Regions from separate parts of the Homo sapiens genome. Here region 1 is linked to region 2. The links are chromatin loops, found by intact Hi-C in ENCODE. Cell type or tissue: endothelial cell of umbilical vein. All regions are shown on one strand. Each heading gives the region's core, and the rest is flanking DNA. Links, peaks and the distances in the headings are about the cores only. Region 1 overlaps LOC100506851 (a long non-coding RNA gene). Region 2 has its middle 65 kb from the start of LCAL1.

Region 1 (8,345 bases), core at 119-8,118, 88 kb after region 2:
GTCATTAACATTGATCATGCTGCCAGACAAGTGTTCTGCTTTATATATTTAATTAGATGTTTTATGTTTTATACTTGCACCTTGAGGTAATCTTAACATGAAGGGGACAATTTTGTAACTGCAAAAAAAAAAAAAAAAACCCAACACATATAATGAATAATATGTTTCCTGCTGCATAGAACTTTTAAAAGCCAAAATTCCTGCCTCAAAATGTTTTCAGGCTAAGGAAATTATTAGGAAAATTAAATGCTTTTAAAATGTCAAGAGTGAGTTAGTTCACTTATTTGGTTTGAGTTTTGGTTTGTTTGATGTATTCATGAAACCTGTTCTTATAGATGAGTCTATTTTTGCTGAAGAGAAATTATGAAGGTTTATTAAATAGGTTATTTGTAATCCTTAAAAAATTAAAGATAATGTAAGTGCCCCAAAATAGGAGGCTGGTTGCATAATGATGGAGCATCCATACAATGTGGCCCATAAAAGTCAGGATGTAAAATATTTAATGATATAGAAAAATGTTTACTATATGTTAAGTGAAAAAATAAGATTATAATGTAGTATGCACAGAATACTCCTTATTTGATTAAGAAAAAGTATGTATTCTATGAATAAATAATATATGTCAATATGCACAGAAAACACTGAAAGGATGTTCATACTAGGTTAATAGTGGTTCTCTTTACATAAATTAGGCATGGTTTGGAAGATCATAAATCATTAATTCTTAGAGACAAAGAAACTTTGAGATCACTTAATTCAGTTGCTCATTAACTCACCAGATAACTCATTCCATATACCGATTGATCCAAATATTTGGGAGTTTTTTCTTAACTTGTGTCTGCCTCCCTGTAATTTCCACTAGCTGATCCTATGTCTGCCCTCTGGAGCAGTGGGGAATAAATTCAATTCTTTATACATGACTGCTTCAACTATTTAAAGACAACTCCCAGTTCTTCCTAAATCTTTTTTTCTTCAGGGCGACAGTTTATTCAGTCTTTCTTTATGGTTTCCTGACTCCTCCCATGGCCCCACCATACTTACCTGGAGGCCCGGGAGTTGTTTGCATCCCTCTAAAATGAGTCATCCACAGTAGACCCTGCATTCCAAGTGTTCTTTGGCCAGATAGAAGCCAGTAAACCTCTTTGTTCCTTTGATCTCTGCGTAGCAAAAGCTGTCATTCATATCAACTTAAAGTTAACTAAAACTCTTTCAGGAAGTTTCTGCATAAGCAACTATTAAGAACCATCTGATCCAATCTGAGTTTATTCTATTAATTATTTGAATCCAAAGCAGGACCCATACAGCTACAACAATCTGTTTTTCAGCTTCTGGTCTTTATATTAATCCTTCATATGCCATATTTTACTTGTTTTAGTCCATATCTAAGTCTATCAAATACTGATATGTTTTAGGAAATAAAAAATCTATAACATTTAGTATGGAAAATAAGGACCAGTACAAAATGGCAAAACCAAGGAAAAAAAGAAATTCAATAATATCATATATAGTAGAGTGGTTAGTCAAGAAAAGGACATAAAATATGCTTGCTTTTTCCCTGACTTTTACAAGCAGGCCTCATTATTGGGCTTTCAGCCCTGTACCTACACAGAAGCACTCCCCAATGATATAGCTTGGACAGACCTCCCTACATTTTCCTCTTCATAATCCCATCCAATATTATGGCTTCAGCAATTATAGCTAATTTGTAAGTCCCAAAACTACATATTTGAGTCTGACTCTTGAATGAAATTCCAATGCCAATTTTCAGTTACTTCCTCTGTGTTCTCTACTTGGATGCTCATCTATGCATCTCTAAAAAAACTGAAGTCACCATACTCTCCAAAGTTATCCCTTCTCCTTTGGTTTCTAATCTGTTTGTAATAATTCTGTCCTTCTTGCTGGACAGCTTTGCATTTTAATCAATTAATTCATTCACTCATCAAATATCACTGGGCACCTAAAATCTGTCTTGCACCAATGACTATGTGCTGAGGATATGGTGGTGAATTAAAGTTCTTTCCCACATAGAGCCTCATTCTAGGCTACAAATTGTGTTATATAAGTGCAGTGATTTAAAATAAAATAAGAGAGAGAGCGTAAGAGTGTTTGCTTTCCACATTTAATAAGTCTCCAAGGCCTTTCCCTTCACTTTTAATGTCTCTGGTATTTATCCTTATTCCTCAGATCCCACACTATCCAAGTTCTGCTTTCAATGTGCCTCATTTGACAAATGGCAAAAATGTCTTGGTTTAACCCAGTTCATTTGAAAAAATATGTATTGAGCCCTTACCATATGCTGGGCGCTAGAATTGATACCGATCCCAAAATGATTTCTAAAAAATTTGCAATCTAGAAAGAGGGAGGAAACAAGCATCCAACCCACTTAAATACAAAACAAAATTGATAAACTCAGAAATTATACTCAACCAGCCATGGAAATTCACAAGATGGGGAGCTTCTGGAGAGGACTCAGTTAAAATGCTGCTTGAAGAATGGATGGGACCTTTACAATTTGCATTTGGGGAGGCAAAAGCACTCTCGGCAAAAGACTGGATGAGTCAAGAGAGGAATACCGAAAAGCACAAATGTCCGAATAATAGTGGGTGGTGCCATTTGCTGGGAGCTTAGGTTATTGGTAGAGGAAGCCGAGGTTAGGAAGGTAAACTGGGGCCATTCTGTGAAGAGTTTAAAAGGCTGGTTCAAGGAATTTGTATGTAATTCATTAAACTATGGAAACCTATTTTCTTCTCTTTGGAATGTGCATGACCTTTCTGTTAATCTGTTTGTTTATAAAACATGAGATAACTGCTTTCCACTAACCTAGGATATTGGCATACATGTTGGAACAGTACCTTATTATATGAAAGCTAAGTAAACATTGGTAGATGGTGGTATGAATGTATTTATGTCACAAAATTATGTTTCTGAGCTTTGGAGTATTTTAGGTTCCCATTATTTTGAAATTAGATAAAGGCTGCCAGTGAGACAATTTACAAAGTTCTATTCTCTTAACTTTAAATAATGAAGAAAAAAAAGCATTCTCCTTCAGCATTTATCAAAATTCAACAAACTGGCAGAGTCTAAAAAACACAACAAATGTGACCACAAAATTTTAGTAGAGTATCTTCAGATGTTAATGAATGTCTGAATGAAAATACCATAAATATGGTTTCTTCTAAATATATGTAAATAATTACCCATTTCTAGAATGAAACATTAGTTTCCAAAGAAGTAATTTGTCTTTCTAAACAAAAAAGACTGAATTGTTTAATTTAAATTTTGCATCAAGTTACAAAAGGAAATTCCCATTTGAACTGGTTTATTTCAAAAGCAAATAAACCAGTTGAGGTTTTCAAATATAGAATTATATGTATTGTGTTGATGACTTGTCATAACAAACAACATTCTGGTGTAACTTCTTATTCTGTACATGGACAATCTTCAAAGTATGGAATTGGTAACGAGTATAGTACTTTGTACTATATGGAGTAGATTTGAAACCCAATAAGATTTCAAAATTGGCCAATTTTACCAAGAAAACATGAAGAAAGGTTTCCATGGTTTCAGAGAATCAATAGTGCCCTCTAAAGGAAATCTATGTGAGGTACATTCAATATCTAGGTTTAATTCAGCACTTATTCCACGAAAATGCTACTTAATTGTAACTTATAATAATACAGATTAAAAATTACAAAAAGAATGCAGGCCAGCCCTCGTCATAAGTATCGCAAGTAGCTGTCTACACCAATGCTGGACTGGCTGGCAGAGCCACTTCGGTCCTAGTTGCTTTTGCCCCTTGTGAACTGTTGTTACCATCCTTATGGAAAGTTCCTAGAAAGGGAAAAGGGGATAATTTCCAAGTAGAGGATTAGACATCCTAGGATTTGGAGAGATTGGAACCCCAGAACAGATCCAAGTAGGTATCTTGGGAAAACGTGCTACACTGAAGAAAATATCTGCAGAATTAAATGCTGAGAAAGTCAGCTTTTGCCCAGGGCAATCGCTGAAAACCTGTGTAACGGGAAAGATAGACAAATTAGCTGAATTAGAAGAGGGCAGGCAGTGTAGCCTGGCTGAAACCTATGAGCATGAAAAGAAAAAGTGATATGAAACATTTATGGATTTTTATTTGTCCATCTAATTTTGTGGTTTATGGTTTTGCTTCTGTCCATTTTTCAAACACACACAGATCCATTCACAAATAGCTTGATAATGTCACAAGAAATATTGGGCAAAACCATATATTGCTATTGCCAATTAGGAGCAGAGCAAGTCTTGGCGATTACTATCTGCCTTACAGACATTAAAAAGTCAGTGAGTACAGAAGATTATTAACTCCAGATATTAATGGCTGCAGCAGAGTTACTGTCATAATGAGATGGTTGGGAATGAAAACACTTCATTTATTGTTACCAAAACTACACGTATAGAGCACTGTTTACATTTTTAAAACTTTTCCTCCAGAGTTCAGGTCCAGCTTTATCAGATAACAAAGATCACAGAGTAGGTCAGCACTTAGCATGTACACCTGTAGAAAACTTACCCTGAAATATTGGACAACTTACCCTGACATATTACTATACATATATCACTTCACCTGAGCCTCACAATAACTCATGGGGTTGGCAGAGCAGCTACTATAATAGCAGAGCAAGACAAAAAAAATCTTGTGGAGCATGAGTCATATTATGTGGGAAAATTAATTTTCCAATATCTATTTTTCTACTTATTGATTGGAATATTAAAACACTTGAAGATATACTAGGTTAAATGTTAATGGAAATAAAAAAATCTGCTAAGATGATACCGTGGCATCAACCACAGTCAGCAAGCTGTTCCCCAGCTTTTGGGACAATCCAGGTTAAATGGCACATTTCAGCAGAGAAGCTGTGGTAAGTAGAGCAAGGGGACAGCACTGCACCATCTTAATTAGATGTGACACATTAGTCTGAAGTAATCTGAGAATTAAAGCAAATAGAGCCATCTTTAGCAGGTTCCTCAAAATGAGACCAAAGCTACAAGTTGTGTCATCAGAGCAGAAGGACAGCAGGAGCTGCTGGAAGCAGCTGACTGTTATCACCACATCACATCGACTCACAGGCCTCCTAGGGTGTATTTGGAACTTCACAGGCTACAGTTCAAAGGGACTTTAAATGTTCGTTTAGGTTTTCCTTCCAATGGCTCTTAAAAGAGAAATCCCAGAGAGCAAAGATTCCTTTAAATCTCCAGGGCAGGAGGTAACACAAAACCCCTCCTCCTATAATTTATTATTTTTAGCTAAGAGGCTAATTTAAAGGAGGAGCCAAAGACGTGCTTGTAGGGAGTTTATCACCACCATAGCATGGCACAGTGGCTGGCTGGGCAGGAACCATAGGATTCCTTAGGTCTGACTGCCCTGTCTCCAGTGTGTAATGGAAGAGATATGTGCAGCATTCTCTCAGCATTTTCAGAATTCCCTTCTGGAACCAAGGCCCTGCTCAAGAACAGTGGCTCTAGATGAAGTTTGCTGCTCATAGGTGCTTCTGGATGAATAAGCAAGAACGTTTCTAGCCTGGGCAACAGACACAGCCTAGGTACAAGTGAGTGTTGGAGAAGCTGCCTTCAGTACCCTGGTCATCAGCCACAGCCCTGAGTCTGAGGAAGGGGCTGTTGTGTTCCTGCTGATGCCCACAAAAACTGAGGCTTATCACTGCCACAACCCAGCTCCACTTGTCCTGTTAGCTATTTTTATTATACTGTACTATATGGTCATCAGTACTTGGACACAGACAAAAATGGCACGGACAGAATTCCACGTGGTTAGGCAGGGCAAGTTATTAAAATCCCCAATTGGCTGCTAGCAAAACTAACAGAGGAGTTAAATAACTGGACCTGAGGACACTGCTAGCGAACAACCCTGTTTCCACCCTTTAAGCCAATGCTCTTCGCTTTTCGTCACTTACACACTTTACTTTGGGTCATGTGTCAATGAGGCAATCCAATAAAATAACAAACACTCAAGGGAGGAGAGCAGAAGTACTTCCCCTTAGACTCTCCTCTCTAAGGTCTTTCGGGAGATATCTTAAAATGGTCACTGTCTTCGTAAAAATTTTAGGCTGGAAAGGACAGAATTTTGTTGTGATTTTTAGGTTGACGAAAAGGAGTAAATGTACATCTTTTAGTGTCTCCCATGGGATGTTCAGAGTACATACCCACAGAATCTTTTGGGTGTTTATGAAAACTGGCCAGGATAACAGGGTTCTGCTACGTGTCAGGATGGGGGAGGGTGTTGCTGGGAGACAGGTCTTGAAGGGTACTACATTGATAAAGGAAAGTCATCTGTATGAAAACCCTCTGTCAAGGTGACTGCAGTTATTAAACTATGGAGTCATTCAGGATGTTTCCTGTGAACAATGGAGCAGTTATTCTCATAAATTTTAGTTTTATTTTACTAGATTTAAGCAGCATTTTGGTGTCCAGAAAAGCAGGAGCCCTGGGAAAGTTTTGAAGGTCTTGTGAGATAGGACAAGGAAATAATAGTCAATGGGGCTGTGTACCTAAATGAGCATTGGTCCAGAGTATTCATGGCAACAATAGCTTACTCGGTCTTCTGATAAAGAGAAAGAAACTAAATCCTGAAAAATATTTCTAGAGTCTTACTCATTACAGGGGCAATCAATGGTGTTAGAGAAACTTCAGCCCTAGTTTCTTCTGCCTACTGTGACCTGTTGTCACCATCCTTGTGGAAAATTCCTGGAAAGGGAAAAGGTGATGATTCATGACTAAAGGATTGAACATACTGAATTCTCAGAGATAGGAAACCCAGAAGTTAAGAAGTGTCATTTGGCCTCCATTAGTCTATTTAATCCCAGTAGCTTAAGGTTGTATTAATCAGGAAAACATACTTTTATGAGCATCAAAAATTGGAAAGCTAAAAACGACATTGCTGGAATGTAGGGTCCTGGAAACTATCTTCCTCCCATTTGGGGCATTTTTCTGCTGGCAACCAAGACTGTGGGGACCGGCAAATACAGTTTGCAGCTGCTTCAGGGGCAGCAGGAGCCAAACTCTGGACTCCGGTGTCCAGCGACTGTGGTGATGTTGGCTTTCTAATTCTGGTCTTTTATTGTCTGAGTTGTAGCTGGATGATGCATTCTTGAAGTCAGGTGGCCTCCTGATTGTAGTAGAAAAGTGATTCCCCTGTAGGTGGTCAGCCAGTGTTCTATGAATCACACCCAGAAGCCCAATGTAGAGCCTGCTCCTCCAGTTCTTCCAATTTCATAAGCACCTCACTCCTTGTATTAAATCCTTTCTGTTTAAAGTATCTAGAGGTTTCTGCCTTAGGTACTATGCTGTCTGATGCACAGAGTACTAGGAAAAACAAAAGAGACCTACACTAAACAAGTTCTGTTGATATTTTCATGTCAGTAATAAAGAAATAAAATCTAGGTAAACAAAGAATCTACTAAGGAGAAAAAATCCGAATTAAAGTTATCTGTAACACTTAATACCAAGAGAATTGGCATGGTATCAAATTTGGGAAAAGTGCATGTCCCTAAGATTTATAACCCATAGTTGCATAACACGGACTCTGAGAAGCTTGCAATAAAGAAGTATGCTTAATTTTGTTTGCCCAAGTGTTTCCTAAATTTATTTCAGAATGACAGTCATTATTTGGGAAATACTAATTTATTTAATTATGAGGGAAAAAGTACAGTGTCAATATAACTAAGAAAACATTTGAAACATCAAAAACAAAAGATTGGAATTTACTAAGTGAAGACAGATACAGAAAAAAAACCAGTAAGCAGTAAAACCAACAGAGTTAAAGTCTAAGTAACTGTTAATACAGTTATTAAATTTAGTATGCATATCAAGTAAAAGTCTTGAAAGGGAATGTAAAGTAATAATAATAACAATATGAATTTACATTCCTATAACATTTGAACAAAAACCAGCAAATGGGAAAGGGGGAATGAAGAAAATAGGATAATTTTTATATCTTCCACTGAGAGGGTCAACAGATTTGGGTTATTCTTGACACAGAGAGAAAAATTTAGGAAATAAATAACTGAGTGAACAAGTGTTTAATGATGAGGTAATATAAAAGTACTATGATTAATAACATTCAAATCAATAGACAGAAAAAAACAAAACCTAACAGAGGAAAAAAAAAATCAAGAACTTCAAGTATTAGCTGGTTAATGTTAAACAAAACCCAGCAGTGACAACTCTAAGTGTAACAAGCAAAAAACACTTATGCTGGCTTTTAAAGAAATCCAAATATATGCTCTTTATAAGAACATATCAAAGACAAAACCATATAGAAGGCATAAAATAAATCAAGGGATGAACAAAAACATGAG
Region 2 (8,345 bases), core at 152-8,151:
GGAGGTAAGGGGAGGTTGTAAAAGAGTCAACTGTGTCTTGAAAGCTTGGAATAATTATATTTTTTTTTCTCCGCTGGTTTCTGACAAGATATACCTCAAATTTAGAAAACTACTCAATGAAACAGGGTATTGTCATTGGCAAAGTTCTGCATGGAAACAACTTGCAGTCAGTCAGGTACAGGTGACTTTTTAAAAATTCTACTAAGGCATTTAACTGTGTTATAGTAATACACTGATAAAGAAATTCTGTCTGTTTATATGGAAGATAAACATCATCACCAAATGCAGGTAGATATTATTGCCATTTTATTTTATATAAAATATATATTTGGTGTAATAGAATTAGAATTTTAGAAAGAGCTTATATCTTAAGTAAAAGAAAGGACAATATCTTGTAAATGAGTGTGAAGAGACATTGTCATAAACAAGTTTGAATGTCCAGTTAAATGTCCACCTTAAAAAGGCAATACATAGCAGAAGAGAATAAAAAAGAAAATTCTCTTTCATTCGTATTATGGATCTCAGCCCTGGGGTTAAAAGAATAAGTCATATTATTTTTTTCCTAGAGTAGCTCACGTCCTAAGGGGGAGGAATAACACAGAAAATGTTAACTACAATGCTACAAGACAAGTGTATTGAATGATAAATCAAGTCTCATAACCACAGTATAACCAAAATCATAGAAACCTATTTAACAGATCTATGTTGGCATATAAAAATTCTATAAAATAGGAATTTACTTGAATTTTACCTGTTAACTTCTGAAATAGACGCTTTTTAAAATAAAGTTTTAAAGAAACTTCAAGAAGCTCTAAGAGGAAAATAGAGAAGAGAAATAAAGAAAAATAGTCTTCATTGTGAAAATGACAAGGTAAAACAACCCCCAGGGAAGAAGCAAAATTCTTTGGCATTAAAACACCTTCCGTGGAACATTTGTCTCAAAAGCTGTTTCCTGAAAAGAAAAAAGTTTCTGTAATCATAAAAGTTCTGGAAAGTGCACAACGTATCTCTTTTAAGGAAATTAAAATTATGCATTAGCCTACTAAATATTCTCAGAAGTTCTTAATAATTTTTGTCTATGTTTGACAGAGGTGTTTCCCAAACTTATTTGACCTCTTTATCCTTTTTTTTTCCCCCTCATAAAACCTGAAAACTCTGTGGAGGAAAAAGAATGGCCTCTAAATCATGATACGGCTTCAGCTATATCTCAGCCCTTGAAAAACTGTTTTTAGACTTGGAGTCTTAATTAGACACTCAAACCTCCCTTCTTCATTCCATATTTTCATATTTACTTTTGGATAGAGATTGCTGTATGCTGCATAAATGCTGTCACCAAGACACTCCTTACTGTAAATGTCAAGTTGATTAAACTTTCATTTGAAAGAATAGTAAAGCAAGTCTGACAATACACATTTCACTTAGCTTGGGCTTTGAAACTACTACATAAATCCCAGGGGGCAGATCTATGATCCTCCAGGCTAAAATAATAACTGTTTAGCTATTATGCCTCCACTGTATGTGAGCTATAAGCCCATCTCACACGATAAGAGGAACAAATGTCTCGGCTGCAAACTGCTTTTAAAGTACTAGAATAAGAGCAGCAAAGACAGGTAAATGAGAACATTTCTATGCACATGCCACATTAATATTGCATTGAAAAGCTGAGTCTGTGTGGACTGTATTTAGAGATACAAACAATGGTTCCTGAAAAGACTACATAAAGTAGAAGATGAATTACTGTTACTACACAAAAGCCTCTGAGATTATGCATGCAATCAGAGTAGTAAAGACTTGGGTAATAACTAGGAAATGACTGATTTTCCACTGGAGACACTTTGTTAATTATTTCAAGGCTCTATAGGCAATTTTAACACCTTGTGAGGCTGTCATTATGATCCATTTACAATAACGGCAATTTCTCTCTGAATATTTGACAGTGCATAAATTAACTCCTTCCTTATGATATATGTTTTCCACAATTATGTCTGGATATTTGAATGCATGTCTTACCTCTTTTACTAAAGTTAAGCTCCTTGAAGGCAGCAGTGATATGTAAATCAGTTTGGTATGGCCTTCAGAAACGGGCCCAGTATTTAGTACAATTTTAATACATTTTGAGGAATTAAATTCTGTAACTAGCCCTTTTCAGTATTTTTTAGTGTCAATATTTTTCATAGAAAGAACTATTTGCCCACTGACTATCACTGAAGAAGTTTCAAAAGGCTAAATTCTTCTCTTATTTTAAAAAAGTGATGATATGCACAAATTAAGGGCTCAATACATATTTGGTATGTATTTTGATTTGATCTGATTCCTTAAAGAAAATAAAATATTAAAATGTGAACTTATCCACTGCAAAGTAAAAAAAAAAAAGACAGGAAAAGGAGAGCGACACGTTCGGGTAAAATGTTCTTATTAATTAAATATTAGACTTAGAATGTTGTTTGCATTACTAATCATCAGCGCTCTCATAAAGTCAAAGTTTTATTCTTTCTTACTATTCAGATGTTTTACTCTCCAGTCATGCTTCACTATCCAGTTACAGTAGCTCTTCTGTGAGTACTCAGTAATAAACTCTGCCATGTTAAGTACTGCTGCTATGGACAAGAGATTTCTCCTGTCTGCCCAGCACAGTGCCTGACACAGGGCAAGCACTCCAGAATTGTTAGTTTAATGAACGACTGAAAAAATAACAGCTCACATTTGTATAGCATGTTTAATGTTGGAACATTTTTGCTACACACATTATTTACTTTTATTTAATTTGTTCATTTTCTCATTCAGCAAATATTACTGGAATATAAAGCAATTGCCAGACAGGAGGTATTAATCATTCAAAGAAAATTAGTCATAGTTCTTGCAACTCAAAGAACACAAAAATCCACTGGGGGAAATATCAAAGCCAAGGGAAATTAGAATTTTTGAGAAAAGTGTCAAAAATTTGTTATGCATTAACAAATATTAGAAATAGCAGTGATTGTAAAATTATTGTACGTTCATTACAATAATTATAAAAATATAAAAGTTATAAATTGCAAATTGTAAACGTTTTTGTAAAATTACTGTTGGCTGACCAAGTTCCCCAGAGGTTGAGTGACTTGCCTAGAGTCACATAACTAAAAGAGAGACAGTTAAGACTGTATCTTGAGCCTTTCTCTTGTAGGATGGAGTTTACTTTGTTGCTCCACATTGAACAAGTGTGAAGGCTGCTCTCTTTGTGCTTCAGGAAACTTAAGGTTGGAGGTGAGCTCAGACTTGAGAGAGTTTTGAGACACAAAGTGACAGACAATTCATAGAGGGAATACCAACAATGAAAAGAAAAAACAAAAAAGGACTTGGAATTAAAGAATTAAGCAAAAACTCTGAGGAAGTGGTTTCCTTGATTGCAGTGGAGGAAAAGAGTGAGGACATTAGGGTAAGAGGTCAGGGGTGGCCTGGAGGCTGACACAGTCTCCTGCATACTAAAGTAAATGATTCAAGTGTGTGTGTTTTGGGGGAGGGGAAAGGGTCAGGGAATAAAATTGTAAATTGTAGCAATAGCAGAGAAATACAATTTTGTCCCAGCTTCCCTTGGACAATATTTATGGTTGTGAAGAGAGACCTTTCTGTAAGATATCTTTCCTACTTCCTGACTTCTAGTCAAACCCAATTCAAATCAGAATACGAGGAAACTACTGAAGATATGAATCTGAAACTCCTGACAGGCTGTAAAAACAGATCTTGAGTATGTTCAACTGCCCATCAGTTATTTGTGGGTTCCTATATCAGAAAACCCTCCCTGTAAAGCAGAAAGCATTTATCCTCCACTCCTACAGCTTGTTTAATAAACTTTAAAATACTTTGTGACATAAAATATATGTGAACAATAAACATCAATTAAAATACTTAGCATTTTCAGCTTACTTTCCTTTCTCTCTACCCATTCCACAATGGAGAATGTAATAAACACAACAGCTTAAAAACTTTCTAATTTATATTATTTCTCAGGCCTCACTGATGTACAGAGTTGAACTGACATTTATGTTGTATAACTAAGTTTATGCTGAGTAAATTTGTTTTTGCTTGGTTTTGAAAGTGACCATAGTACATAACACCATAGTGTAGGGTATTTTGTTTTGCATTAAATGAATATAAATTATTTTCCTCTTTACATATGTATTAAAATAAAAATTAAAAATACTCAAAATTCTTCATGTGAATAGAATATATATAGGGCATTAGAAGTGTGGGTTCTTGTGCTGAATGTATTCAAAATGTATGTGTCACGCTTTGCATAATTTAAAAGCAAAACAAACAGAAAACAAAACCAAAATGAAACAAGGTAGTATAATATAATTTGAAGCTTAGAATGTATAGAAGCCACAGTGAAAATCTCTGAACTTCTGGGAAATCCTAATATCTAAACATATTTTAATGCTTATCTTGAAAGTAATTTTTTTGACTGTAGATCTGAACTGAGCTAGATTGAGAGTGGATTCTAATGTGGCCCATTTATGAAAATAAGCCATATGCTGCTGCATGGTAGAATCTACTTAACTCAAAGAAAATTAAAGTTAAAATAATGTTGATTAAATATTAAAGTAAAAATGATTTTGCTTACTCAACACAAAATGAATTGGGAACCTGAAAAATTTCAGTGGATCGTAAATATGATGAAAATGTTTAATTAACACATTTACTCTTTTTTTTTTTTTTTTTGAGATGGAATCTTCCTCTGTCGCTCAGGCTGGAGTGCAGTGGTGCGATCTCAACTCACTGCAACCTCCGCCTCCCGGGTTCAAGTGATTCTCCTGCCTCAGCCTCCCGATTAACTGGAACTACAGGCATGTGCCACCAGGTCCAGCTGATTTTTGTGTTTTTAGTAGAGACAGGGTTTCACCATGTGATCCGCCCGCCTCGGCCTTTCAAAGTGCTGGGATTACAGGCATGAGCCACCACGCCTGGCTAACACACTCTCATTAAATGAGTTTGGTTATGAAAATTTTTCTTTACCTTAGGCCATTAAGTCCTATCTACCAATTCAAGGGTGAATCCGCCCATTGATTGGACGAATTTTTCAAGATTAAAAAAGCCACTTTCTCTCGATGAACAAATGCTTACTGTGAAACAGCCTTTGCAAAATTATGACAGTAAGAGAAATCTGACATGGCTGACTCTATCTCGCCTCCAGCCTCACAGGTTGGCTGTCTGCTTATTCTTGGGCGTGCGCCAAGCTAACTTTGGGAGAAATTTAGTTTATAGTTTAAATAATAATCACCCTTCCCCAAAACTAAGCTGTTCTTGTAAAACTAATGAAAGGCCACCAAGTTAGGAGGATGAGAGGGGCTTGAATTCTGAATAATTACCAGCCATTATTCTGGAGGTCATAAGATTTGCAACTTTCCCAGTTAAACTCTTGGAGATAACATTACTATCACAGAACCTAAGATTGGTCTTTCAGACACCTTTTCAGGTTTTTGCATTTCTGACAAACGATGGCTCCACCAGGACCTGCCACCCGGTACTGTGGCCCCCACCCAAGAACTGACTCAGCACAAGTGGACAACTTCGATTCCCTATGATTTCACCTCTGACCCAACCAATCAGCATGCCCCCTACCCTATCCCCCTGCCCACCAAATTATCTTTGAAAAACCCCTAACCTCCAAGCCTTTGAGGAAATTGATTTGAGTAATAACTCAGTCTCCCACCTCACATCAATTAAACTCTTTCTTTACTTAATGCCATGGTCTCAGTGAGTTGATTTTATGTACAGTAGACAGGAAGAACCCATCAGGCAGTTACAACTGCATTGCCATAGTCAAATTCATATGATCAATTTCTTGCCAAATCAAGAAACAGACACATATGAGATGAAGCCCTGAGATAACTATTTAAAAACCCACCCTGGCCTTGGAGTCTAGGCCTGCTCTACTCTTCTTTCAGCAAAGAAATATGCTTAAAACTTGTCCATAAAATTTGAGAAAAATATTCTGACTCTTGTATTCTGTTCCAGCTACTGCGATATTATTCTCCTTTTCACTCTGTACTAGTTGCCAGGGCTGCTGTAACAAAATACTGCAGACTGTGTGGCTAAAAAAACAGTAATTTATTTTCTCATAATTCTGGAGGCTAGAAGTCCAAGGTCAAGGTGCTGGCAGGTTTGGTTTCCTCTGAGGCCTCTTTCCTCGTATGTTTACATATGTGTTAACAAATAAATTTGTAGATGTCTGCTTTGCAGATGTCTGTGTTCTTGCTGTGTCTTCACATGATCGTCCCTCTGTCTATGTCTGTGTCCTAACCCCCTCTTCTTATAAGGACACAGGTCATACTGAATTAGGGTCCACCTCAATGACCTCGTTTAGACCTAATTACATCTTTAAAGACCCTATCTACAAATACAGTCACATTCCGAGGTACTAAGGGTTAGGATTTCAACATATGAATGGGGGATTGGGGCACAACTCAGCCCATAACACACTCAGTTATAAGCATTTTTCAAGATTCCTCTTGCAGGCATAGGTGTGGGCTGCTGCAGAGGTGTCAGGACCACCATGGTGAATGTCATAGTCTCCGTTTGTGCAGCTTACTAATGTCCTGTGCCCCGCTAGTGCCCAATTACAGATGTACCACTTTCATCCAACAGTGATGCTACTGAGCCTACCAGACCTATGAACAGGGATTACTGTAAACTTCATTTGGCATCTTTTCCCACTGCAGATACTTATAGTACCTAAAGGTCTGCCAAATTACATGGCTGAAGCAGCAGGGCTGTGTCTTGGGTTGGCTTGCTTTGGGCCCCATTTGGAGCCAGTAGCCTTTCATGTCACTTGGTAATTAGGTCAAGACAGTATTCTTAAGTTCTAAATATGTTGCCCCCAGAACTGATGAAGACTGCCAAGAGCTGTGTATCTTTCTTGATCATAGGAAGGAAAAGATGCAATAACTTTTTCTTTACTTTGGAGTAGATATTCTGGCATGGCCCAGATCACTACACTCCTAAAACTTCCCTGACAGGCCCTTGAAACTTTGTAAGGTTTATTTCCCAAGGCATGGGAAGGAGTATCACTATCTTCCAAAAAGGAACCACTTCTGCAAGCCCAGTGGGTCCAGAGTAGTCTGGCATTTCAAGATCTCAAATGCATTTACCCAGATAGCCCCAGATTTCAGGGTGGCAGTCCTGCCTCATTAGGGCCTTGGCTTTGGCATGGGAGATTTGCTGAGGCTAAGATTTCAACTTGCTCTGAAACTTTGCTAATCTAATTCATTCCTGGCTTTAGTCTTCCTCTAGATTTGCTCTCTAGATATAGGAGATTAGGGTTTATTAAGGAGGCCCTCTGGTTTTCATAATTTGCTTTGAATTGATGATTAATCACACTGATCCTGTCATGAACTATCTTTGACAAATCAATAGCAGTTAGCAACAGCCACCCAATGCCAGTCTTTTAGTTACAATTTCATCCTTATCTCTCAAGCACCAGCAATGTTGCTTCATCCAATACATATTTTCTATGAGCACCCATCTCAGTTCACCATTGGTGAAAATTCTAACAACTGCACCTTTACAGCATGTCAGAGTTCTGTCTACCACAAGTGATGAGGTCCTGCTTGCCAGCTGATGTGTGAATAATCCATCTTTAAATTCCTATTTTACAGTCTACTTTCTAGGGCCACTGCCAGGACCAATTACCTTAGGTTTGGAAACAGACACTAAGAGAGTTGTGTGCAGGCTCATTGGGAAATGTTCTTGGGAGAAACATGTGTAGGGAAGAGAGGAAGGTACATTGGGCATAGAGAAAAACTGGCCTGCAATGCAGTTGTTCCTGAGGTCTCAGCCAATCCTTCAGAAACCTTGGGAACTATGATGGGTGTCAAGTTGAAACATATAAGACAGGGCCAAAGGCCAAAAGCTGATAATGCTGCTGGTAAAGATTCAATGAGCCACTTAGATTTAGACTCTTTATTACCTACATAGATAACAAAAAGAAGAATAAGCCCAAGGTTCCAGTCCCCACAGCCCTTGTCCCACACATCACAAAGGATGGCACTGAAATGAAAGTGGCTGGATGACTGACACATGAATTGTGGGATACCCAGTTGCTGAGAAACCAATTCTAGATTGCAGAAAAGTGGCTTTATCACCTGCAGCCCTGCTTTGGGGTGAATGGGGTAGAAAGTCCCACACTCCATCAGAACCTAGGAGGCAATAAGCAACCAACTCAAAACAGTCTCCCGAGGGAACTAGGGAGGCAAGTGGGAGATGGCCTCATAGTAGCTCCTTACAGGCCTCCCACCCTCTCTTGTTCTGGGAGGATCACAAGGCATTTCTCCAAGACTCAGATATGCTATGGTTCAAGCCTTCACTAT

Evidence for each region. Peaks named below come from ENCODE experiments on the same cell type or tissue, not always from the same donor. Only the 100,000 strongest peaks of a DNase experiment are listed, where the experiment ranks them.
Region 1: a loop joins it to region 2, with 2.9 times the contacts of the local background. A loop is called at or near these places in 4 of 110 quality-filtered maps.

Annotation. Positions count from the first base shown.
Region 1 is chr6:79,462,845-79,471,189 of GRCh38, forward strand. The region is part of intron 5 of LOC100506851 (a long non-coding RNA gene); the gene reads left to right. Among named protein-coding and RNA genes, the nearest start is that of LCA5, 70 kb to the right of the region's middle. RefSeq lists an enhancer at 928-1,222. In endothelial cell of umbilical vein, for the core only: a CTCF peak has its summit at 3,586 (motif pointing left); a DNase peak (open chromatin) is centred at 3,547.
Region 2 is chr6:79,374,557-79,382,901 of GRCh38, forward strand. No RefSeq gene overlaps it. Among named protein-coding and RNA genes, the nearest start is that of LCAL1, 65 kb to the left of the region's middle. In endothelial cell of umbilical vein, for the core only: no CTCF peak of the experiment used is centred there; DNase peaks (open chromatin) are centred at 2,555, 2,665 and 3,515; H3K27ac peaks cover 1,950 bases.